Linked DNA regions of Homo sapiens: region 1 is linked to region 2. Evidence: chromatin loops called from intact Hi-C (ENCODE). Cell type or tissue: adrenal gland. All regions are shown on one strand. Links, peaks and the distances in the headings refer to the core of each region. The heading gives the core; the rest is flanking DNA. Region 1 holds the start of LOC124903961 (a long non-coding RNA gene). Region 2 has its middle 34 kb from the start of LGALS9.

Region 1 (5,378 bases), core at 276-5,275, 190 kb before region 2:
TGTGAGACCTTAGGCAAGCGAGTACACTTGTCTCAGCCTCAGTTTCCTCATCAGTAGAATGGGGGTGGGGGCTGAGGGCAGTAATCCTTCTCCATAGAATTGTTATACAAATGACCACTTTATAGAACAAACAGAGGCTGCGGGTTGAAGATTCCCATCCTTCACTTATTCTCACTCTTTTCTGTTGCTTCGTCCTTTACTGGTCCCTCCTAGGCCCTCTCTCCTGGTCTGTGCCTCAGACTTCCTAGAGGGGACTCCAGGGCACAGCTCACAGCAGCCTCCCTTCATCAGCACCGGGAGCCTACTTCCCCCACCCAGAGGGACAGGAAACTCCTTCTGGAGGTGAGCCCCTGGCCTCTCTTTCATCCTCTGTCATCAAGCCAGGGTGATGAAATTGAGTGGCCCTCACTGTCAAGTGCCCTTTTTACTGGAATTTAATCAGAACTCACAGATCAACTCTTTGGTCATTGCAGTTGAGAAGCTCAAGACATTCCAGCCTTACCCGCTTTGTTCTGCTTTTCCTGATATTGCAAATACTTTTGGATGCTTATTTTTATTCAGGAAAGCACTGAGTATCAGACTTTTTCATGAGAGTTCCCTGTGGAGAGATGATTGCATCTCTAGAGGCCAGTTACTGCTTTAGAGACCCACAGCGCAGCTTTTCAGCAAGAAGCCTAATTAAACAAGTTTGGGAAAGTCCCCGAACTGTGTTTCTGTGGGGTCCTGAGACAGCCTGATTTCAAGGTAAAATGGAGGCCCTTTCCTGGAAATGATGCAATTGACCAAAACAAATACTTTCATCCAACCTCCCTTTCCAAAGGCCCCTCTGTTGGTGGATTCCCTTTGGGGGCTGTGTCAGGAATCAGAGAGTGGGGTAGGGGCCAGGACTCCCTAAATCCTTTCTGTCTGAATAGCAGAGGGGAGTTTTGGCTGAAAGCTGTTTAAAAGATAAATTAATTTTCTAACTCATTAGTTTATTTAATCCATAATTCCTATCATGTAAATTTATTTTGTTATATAGAATAGGTAAGATATTTGCCTGGTTCAGAATTCAGTAAAAGGATCTCCTAACCCAGTCCCAATTGTCTGATTTCCCTCCCTAGAGGGAAGTAACAGACCAGTTTCTTATGCCTCCTTTCAGAGATATGGTATGTATAGAAAAACTGTACATCTTTTCTTCTGGTGCTCTCTTTTTTGATTTTTAAAAACTTAATATATCGTGGAGTTCTTTTCAAAACAATGCATAGAAGTCTTCATTTTTTTATGGTTCATATTAGTCCACTGCATAGAGATATCACAACTTTTTCAGTAATCTCCTATTAAGGGACAGCTGGTTTATTTACATTCTTCTACTATTATAAGCAACACAGCAGTGAATAACCCTGTACAAATGTCTTTTCATACATGGGCAAACATCTGTAGGATAAGTTCTTATAAGCAGAATTGCTAAGTGAAAATGTATACACATTTGTAATTTTGAAAGATGTGCTGAAATTGCCCTACAGAGAAATGGGACCAGTTTACACTGCCACTAACATCTAAGAGTGTTTTCAACATACAAGTGTTTTATTTATTTAGTTAGTTAGTTATTTAGTTAGTTGGTTTTGAGACAGGGTCTCACTCTGTTGCTCAGGCTGGAGTGCAGTGGCACAATCATGGCTCACTGCAGTCTTGACCTCCTGAGCTCAAGTGATCCTCCCACCTCAGCTTCCCAAGTAGCTGAGACCACAGGTGTGCACCGCCATGCCAGGCTTTTTTGTTTGTTTGTTTTCTACAGATGAGGTATCACTATGTTGCCCAGGCTGGTCTTGAACTCCTGGGCTTAAGTAATCCTCCTACCTGGGCCTCCAAAAGTGCGTGGATTACAGGTGTGAGTCACCATGCCTAGCCTAGTGTTTTATTGAGTGTTTATTATGTTCCACATACACTGGGTGGTTAAAAAGGTGAGCTCACCCTTGAGTGGCTTCCCTTTTCTCATAAGGTAAAGGCCAGTCCCTACTTGGCCATCGCCACCTTGCCTGCCCCAGCCCCAGAGTGCCCTGCCTTCACCCCAGCCCCACTGCAGCCTCCCTCTTGCCCAACTCACCACCCTTAGGCAATCTCACCATGTTTTAGTTCTTCAAACATGCTAAGCTCCTTCCACGCATGGGGTCTTTGTACATGAAATGCCACATGGCTAGATGTCCCTTTCTCCCTGTTCCTCACGTGGTTAGCCACTGTTCACTCTTCAGCTCTCAGTTCAATCACCATTTCCTCTGGGAGCCCTTCTCTCACTTCCATGACTAGGTCCCTTATGACTAAGTTACAAGCTCCCCAGCTCTGTGTACAGTTGTCCCTCGGTATCCGTAGAGGACCGGTTCCAGGACCTCCCATGGATACCAGAATCCTAGGATGCTCAAGTCCCTTATATGAAATGGCACAGTATTTGCATAGAATGTACACAATCCTTCTGTGTACTTTAAATCACCTGTAGATTACCTGTAATACTTCATATGATGTCAATGCCATATAAATAGTTGTTATATTCTATTATTTACATTTTTATTGTTGTACTGTTATTTTTATTGTTATTTATTTATTTTAAAAAATATTTTTCTATCCACAGTTGGCTGTATGCACAGATGGGGAACCTACAGATACTTAGGGCCGACTGTACTTCTTGTAGGCCCAGGAACTATTACCCATTTTATTTCTCTGATGACTTACTATTGGTCTTTCTTGCTGTACTGTGAGATCCATGAAGGCAGGGACCATGTCTGTTTTTCTCTCCGTTGTATCTCCGAAGCCCAGCACTGTGCCCGGTCCCTAGTAGGCACGCTGTAATAATTGTTTGAGTTTGTTCAGTAAGATCGAGGACTCTTGATTAAGAGTTCAGTATGTGCAGGCACTGTTCTAGGCACTGGAGATACATCAGTGCATAAAACAGACAAAATTCCTGCTCGCTCCAGCTTGACATTCTGATAGTTGTTGGGGGAAGGAATATACAGTTAATAAATAAATAAAAATGAGCAAATACGTGTTATGTCAGATTGTGATATACGCCATGAGAATAAATAAATCAAGGTGGAGCAGCAGAGCAAGATGGAGCTGGGGAGCCATTTAAATAGAGTCTTCAGGGAGGGTCTCTTAAGTAAGGTGACATTTAACAGAGAATGAATGGAGGAGTGAGTCATGAGGATATTTGGAGGAGGAGCATTTCAGATGGAGGCAATAGCAAGTGCAAAGGTCCTGAGGCAGACCTGTAATAGACATATTAGAGGAAGCAAGAAGGGCCACGTGGCTGGAATGAAGCACGCCTGTAATCCCACCTACTCCAGAGGCTGAGGCAGGAGAATCACTTCAACCCGGGAGGCGGAGGTTGCAGTGAGCCGAGATTGTGCCACTGCACTCCAGCCTGGGCAACAGAGCAGGACTCTCTCTCAAGAAAAACAAAAATAAAACAAAACACTGTTCTGAGAATGGAAAGACATAAATAATTGCAAGTTACATAACTGATAAATGACATGTGTCTTAGAATATACAAAGTGCTCTCAAAATCCAACAATCAGAAAGCAAGCACATTTAAAAAGGGCAAAAGCACTCACAAAAGACAAATACTGTACGATTCCACTTATATGAGGTATACTTAGAGTAGTCAAAATCACAGAGACAGTAGAAGGGTGGCTGCCAGGGGCGAGGGGGATGGGGAAATGGGGAGTTATTGTTCAACGGGTGCAGAGCTTTAGTTTCACAAGAGGGAAAGAGTTATGAAGATGGATAGTGGGGATAGTTTCACAATATCATGAATATATTTAGAACCACTAAACTGTAAACTTAAAAACATTAAGATGATAAATCTTTTGGTATGTGTGTTTTAACACAGTAAAAAATTTTGAGGGAAAAAAGGGCAAAAGACATGAACAGATGTTTCACCACAGAAGATATATGGATGACCAAGAGGCACATGAAAAGATGCTCAGCATCATTGGTAATTAGTAAAATGCAAGTTAAAACCACTATGATATATCACTATACATCTCTTAGAATGCCTAAAATAACAAATATTGACAATACCAAATGATAACTAGGGTGCAAAGTAGCCAGCACTCTTATACATCTCTGGTGGGATTGCAAAAAGACTACAAACACTTTACAAACCACTTGGTAGTTTCTTGTAAAGTTAGCATACATCTACCATATGGCCCAGCAATTTCACTCCTGGAGAAATGAAAGCTATGGTCATGCAAAACCTGTACATGAATGTTTATAGTTATTTATAGTCTATAGTTATAGTTTATAGTTACTTGTAATTGCCCAAACTGGAAGCTACCCAAATCTCTGTTAGTTGAGGAATGTATAAACAAACTGTGGCACACCCAAACAATGAAATACTACCTAGCGGTAGAAAGAAATCGACCATGGATACACACAAAAACATGGGTTGTTTTCAAATGCCTTCCGCTAAGTGAAAGAAGCAAAAATACCTACAGAAGTAATAGGCTACATACTGTGTGATTCCATTTATTTGACATTCCAGAAAAGGCAAACCTAGAGGGGCAGAAAATAGATCAGTGGCACCAAATATACCTGAGATTAAAGTCAGCCACATGATCTCTTTGAATTTCTGTTTCTTGATCTATAAAATGGGAATAATTTTACCTACCTAAGGGAATTGTGAGCACTCAGTGCCAAAATATATAAAAAATCTAGAAAATTGTGCTCAGAAAATGTTAGTTTTCTCCCCTTTCCTTTCTGCCTCATCAGGCAGATCACTTCTACAGATGGCCAGTTTCATCTATGAAGTGTTCACTTGTATGGGTTTTCCTCTGACAGGGGAGCCTTATCTTTAGATTCTGGATGCACCTTGCTTGTCCTGTAGGTGCCGACTGCTGCCACTGGTGTATCTGCTGTGACTTGAGGGGTGATCTCAGCTTGAATCCAACCCAAGGCTCAGGCATGTCTGGAAAACCGATGGGATGGCTTTCCAGACCTGATTTGTATTAATGGTGGAACCTCCCCTCAGAGAACTCATTCTAAGCAAAGAAGGAGCCACGGTTGATGAATGGACAAGAAGGGGCCCTTCAGAATGACTGAGGCAGGGAAAGAGGGCAGCGACTCTGATGACCTCTCACTCAAATTCACACACCTACCCAGCTTCCGTGGACTGTTCAGGGATCCCCTCTCTTCCACTTTGCACCAGAAAGCCCTGCAGCTTTGCTATTTCAAGGGCCCCAGGGTCAGGATATGATGGAAGATGGTGGTATCTGGTGGCCATGGGGTGCTCTGTGCCAAGTCCCTAGAGAAACCAGGGTTCAGCAGGAGAGGACTCAAGCACAGGCATACATGAAATACCTCCAGGGAACTCACAGAAGTACGAGCATGTGGGACACAGCTCAGGG
Region 2 (5,378 bases), core at 182-5,181:
GTACGGGACATGCTGTGCAGGAGGGGGATGTGGGCAAGAGCCTCCCACAAGCCCCCTCCCACTTTCCTTGGTGGCCCGCTCTCCCCCTCACAGGGCCCTCAAGCGCACTGGAGGAGCCAGACCCATTTGTGGGAGCCCCCACCCCTCCCTGAGAGCACCCACAGCCTCAGAGAGCAGCAGAGGCCCCTCACTCCTGCAGACCCCTCTAAGGGTGCCAGGACAACAAGCCTTGAGCCAGGGAGACAAGGGAATTGGGTGTTCCTGACCCCCAGAGCATTCAAGGAGAGGGCACAGGCAGGACCCCGGGCCCAGAGCCAGAGCCAAGAGTTCAGCCAGGTGTGGGAATGGTCAGTCCTGGCATGGACTGAGCAGCCCAGGAGGGCAGAGGGTGACTCATATCTGGGCCCAGTCGCCCACTGCGGAGACAGGTCCCCATGTGAGGTGGCAAGGGGGCTGGGTAACAGCCAAGGCCGCTCCTACCTGAGTTCTGACAGGGGGCCATATCCCAGGCCCAACAGCCCTGGATAAGGTTGTGTGGCAGGAAGCCTTCAGCCTCTCTGAACCCTGGGGGGCAGTCCCAGGAGCCACCTGCCATGCCCCGACATCTTCCCCACCCCAGGCAGCACACACCCCTCTTTCTGGGATCAGCAGACTACAGGTGTGTCCTCAGTGTCAGATCACGGGGACCACACGGAGACTCCGAGGACTCCAGAGACCCAGGCAGGTGAACTCAGGCCTCAATATACATCAGCTGCTCTAGCTGAATTTTGTTCAAACTCAGTGAACGTCTGCTCTACAGGGTGCATGTGAAAGGGGCAAGAATGAGTAAGCTGCAGATAAAGAAGACAGAACACAGGGGGTCTGTCTAAGCTCTATCCCCTGCCTTCAGCACTGATGAAGCAAATCCAATACTTAGGGAATGGTGGCCACGTGCTGGACCAGCCCCGGGCTATGAGGATCTGACAGTGAGTGACGCAGAGGCAGGCCTTGCCCTTGGGGAGCTTTCCAGCATACACCTCCCTCTCCCCTCCCAGCGCCCTGCAAAGCAGGCGTCAATGCCATTGTTAATGCACAGAGGAGGAACCTGACTGTTAGACAGGTTGATGGGTTTTCCAGGGTCAGGGTCACATGGCTTCTGGGAGACGGATGTGACCCTGAGGACAGGGCACAGGCCAGTGTAATGCCACAATGGGATGAGCTGTGATCTGTGCTGTGTAGAGGCCTAGGCTAAGGTGGGACTGACGGATGACCAGGTCAGCCAGGTTGCTGAAAACACTCTTGGGTCCTCACCTGCCAGCTCCCAGGACTCCGGAACTGCCAGGAGAGTGGTGGCAGGTCCCCCATCCTCAGCTGGGTGGGCCTGGATAGAACAGCAAGGCGAGGGCACATTTCCCCAGCCATTCCCTCCAGGCACAGCTGTGACCTGCTCATTCCAATTTCGTGGAAATATTTCCACACACACAAAACTGTAAATAGCAATGGATGTGCTGAGAGGAGCTTGGACATAGGATAGGCAGTATTTTACAGGCAGAGCATCCAGGGCTTCCTGACGGGTTAGCTTCAGGGCTTGAGCAAGGAAGGAGAACCGAGGACAATGTGTTCAAATCTGTTCACTCACCTCCTCCGTGCCACACCTGTGCCGGGCACTGGAAGAGACAGATGAGCACAGAAGCCCTGGCCTGGGGGAGGTGTGGGAGGGAGCCCAGAGCATCTACTGGGAGCTGAGGGCTGATGTCCACCTGGGTACCATCCAGGTTCTCTGCATGGACAAGTACAGGGAGGCACAGCTGTTGCTGGTGGAGACCACCACATTTGGGAATGGAGACTTCCCCAGCAATGGAGAGGTGGGTGGCCTGAGGTCTGGCTGGTCTAGGAGGTTGTAGGGTGTGGGAGGACCCAGGAAAGGGTCCGGGGAATGAAGCAGGTCCTACAGAGGGCATTTGGGAGTCAGTGCTCAGGCCATCTGGGTCACTCAGGTCATTTGCCGGCCTCCATTGTAATTATTGCCATATGGGAGTGCCCCCTTTCCTATGACATATTTAATATATTTCTGTGAATGGCCTACCTGTTTGTATTTACAAATTCATGTTTAAAGGAAACTTGTGTCACTCTCACAAATGGAAAGCAGCAAAACTTAAATTCAATGAAAACAAAATGAAGTTAATGAATTTTAGCTAGATACTATTCCCTGGCCAAGGCCTGCTCCTTCTTTGTTTTTTAAAAGAGTACTAGGCAATGAGAGAGGCATTAAAGGTCTATTAGCACCAACTCAAGACTGTCTCTCCAGGGCTCAAAAGAATGAAAATGTAATTGAAGGGGAATAACTAAAAAATAAATTATGGAAAAGGGAGTAAATACTCACCATGGGATTTGACGCTAGTTCTGCTGGGTCACATACCTCCTGGAATCATCTTGGCTTCCTGGAAAGCCAGCCTTATTTCAGAGACTGTAGGACCAACTGTTGTTGCTTTTACCAGGTTCCAAACAAGAAGACAGAATCACGGCCTATTAGGAGGCCCTCTGGAGATGCCCAGGGCTGGATGGGAGGGGGCCAGGCTATTCTGGGTCTCCCACCAGGGGACAGGGCCCACACAAGTTGCTACAGTTTAGCTGGAGTGAGAGACAAGCTAAAATTCTCACCTGACAACCAGGTCCTTGGCCAGGTGGCCCCATATGTAAACCAACTTCCATTGTGGGCCAGGAGCCATCTCCTGCCATCTGTGGCCAGTTTTCCAGAGGAATGGAAAAAGCGGTGTTTTTTTTCATCTTGGCCTGAGAACTCTGTCATTTCCTCTCTTTCTAGAAACTGAAGAAATCCCTCTTCATGCTGAAAGAGCTCACCAACAAATTCAGGTAAAGCTTTTTCCCTCCTCCTGCAACTTCTAACCTTGCCCTGAGGACCCAAAGTCTGGCTCAGGGGATGGAACTGGGTGCGCATACGGGGTCTTCTCAGAGCTGACCAGGCACAGAGGGACCCTGGGCCAGAGGTTTGCCCTCGGAGTGTGTCACGGGTCAAGCCACAGAAACCAAGTCCCTCTCACGGGTCTGCAGGCCAAGCATGGGGTGGTCATGGGAGTTGGTGACAAGGCTCAGGGGTTGGGAGGACTAGAAGGGGCTGCAGCTCCATGCTCCAGCTGGATGGGGAGAGTCTGTGGCTGGCCCTCCAGGCTGTTGGTGCTGGGTGCTGGGTGCCAGGTGTTGCTTGCATGGGACATGAGTCTCTGTGTGTTTCCTTGGGCAGGTATGCCATGTTTGGCCTCAGCTCCAGCAAGTACCCTCAGTTCTGTGCCTTTGCTCATGACCTCACCCAGTAGCTGTCCCACCTGGGGGCCTCTCAGCTCACCCCGATGGGGGAAGAGGATGAGGTCAGTGGGCAGAGGATGCCTTCCGCAGCTGGGCCATGCAAACCTTCAAGGTCGGTTCCCAGCCAGAGCTGCTCCACAGCAGGGACATGACAGGGTGCATTCAACCTAGGACATCTGTGCTGGGTGTCCCAGGTGCCATGACCTCTGCCCCTGGTCCTGTAGATGTGGTCCCAGGCATGAGCCAGGGCCACAGGCCTGAGGGCTTAGGTCACTGCTGCTCTCCCTCAGGCCCTTAGAAGAGCTCCACCTTGTGCACACAACTCTGGGGGAGAAGGTGGCACAGATACCCCCCTGCCCTTAGGGAGCTTCTAGTTTAAGGTCTCCCCCACTGACTACCTAGGTCACCTTTTAACTACTGTGTCTGTTTCAGTCTCACAGCCATAGAGAGCCTAGGGACAGGCACCACACAGTGGCAGATCCACTTTGGATCCACTCAGTATCTCCATAGCTCTTTACTGCTATGGTTGGCCCCAGTCATTTAGGGAACTCATCACTCATGCAGAGCGTCACTCAGCAGTGGTGCTTAGGAGCATCAGCTTGCATCGGGGCAGGCTTGGTTCCAAAGCCCAGGCCTCCTCCATGTGGTTCCACAACAGGAAAAGGGAACAATCAGACCTCTTCCAGTGTGGTCATGAGGATACAAGAAGATCATGTCAATATTGGCATTCATAATGGCCAGACACTGTGGCGCATGCCTGTAATCCCAGCAATTTGGGAGGCTGAGGTGGGCAGATGGCGTGAGCCCCAGAATTTGAAACCAGCCTGGGCAACATGGCAAAACCAGTCTCTTCTGAAAATACAAAAAATTGGCTAGGCTTAGTGGTGCACATCTGTAGTCTCAGCTACTTGGGAGGCTGAGGTGGGAGGATTGCTTAAACCCAGGGAGGCTGAGGCTTCAGTGAGCTATGATGACACCACTGTACTCCAGCCTGGGTGACAGAGCGATACCCTATCTCAAAACAAAAACAAAGGCAAAACAACATTCAAAATAGTAGCAATAGCTACTATGTGCCAAGCCCAGACACCTCTTTGAGTCCTTGCTGTCACCCTATCAGGTAAGTGTGCTTCGAAGTTACACGAAGCAGATGGCTTAGTATCTGGCCCATGGTAAGGGCCTAAAAAGTGGTAGCCCCAGTGGTGGGGATGCTGCTGCTGCTGCTGACCATTAACCCCCATCTGCTCCACCTTCTTCCAGGCAGCCTGTGAAACGTTTGATGTCCGAAGCCAACAGCACATTCAGATCCCCAAGCTCTACACCTCCAATGTGACCTGGGGCTTGCACCACTTCAGGCTCGTGCAGGACTCACAGCCTTTGGACCTCAGCTAAGGGACCTGCTTCTCTGTAGCACATGGGGCTTGTTTGTGTTGGGGTCTGAGCCCTGAGCTCATGGTCAAGGAGAACCCCAGGTCCTTCTGAACAGAGACAGCTGGCCTCGGGGCCTCCCTCTCACTGCATGCAAGAGCCTGTTAGGGCACAAGACTCAAGGCGCTGAGGGAGGCTGTTTCAGGAGGGAGCCGCAGAAGGATGGTGGAGAGAGAAGGGGACAGCATCCGCCGAGGGCCTACTGTGTGCCAGGCACTGTCCAGGGCTCCTGGCCCACATGGGCTAAGTGAATCTGGACACTCCTCCTGGGAGAAAGGCACAGATGGAGAAATTGCAGTTCAGGGAGGTGAAGCAAGCTGCTAGCCTGTGGCCACTTTGGGATCTGAGCGCCAGCCTTCTAGCCACAAAGGCAGCAAAGGGTCATGAAGAAGGCATCACAGAGGCGATTCCAGGCTGTAGTGGTGAACTCTCCACTCTGCACCCCCAGGTGCTGTGCCCTGTGCCCTGATTAGATAGTCCTGAAGGTTTCTACATGTTTAAGATATCCCCAATGTCAACGATGCTCTCCTGTGGATCCCAAGCTGTGGAGATGTCCTGGGACTTTCCATTTTAGGTTCCTAAATTGAATTTCCCAACACCTAGAAGCAACCCAGCTGCCCTGTATCAGACCAAGGACCTTTATTTGTGAT

The links. Peaks named below come from ENCODE experiments on the same cell type or tissue, not always from the same donor. Only the 100,000 strongest peaks of a DNase experiment are listed, where the experiment ranks them.
Region 1: a loop joins it to region 2, with 2.1 times the contacts of the local background. A loop is called at or near these places in 5 of 110 quality-filtered maps.

The regions. Positions count from the first base shown.
Region 1 is chr17:27,852,232-27,857,609 of GRCh38, reverse strand. LOC124903961 (a long non-coding RNA gene) reads left to right here and starts at 881. Exons shown (of 2, transcript XR_007065681.1): 1 at 881-1,148; 2 at 2,606-3,013. In adrenal gland, for the core only: no CTCF peak of the experiment used is centred there; no DNase peak of the experiment used is centred there.
Region 2 is chr17:27,662,079-27,667,456 of GRCh38, reverse strand. It overlaps the pseudogene NOS2P1 and the pseudogene LOC100420408. Among named protein-coding and RNA genes, the nearest start is that of LGALS9, 34 kb to the right of the region's middle. In adrenal gland, for the core only: no CTCF peak of the experiment used is centred there; no DNase peak of the experiment used is centred there.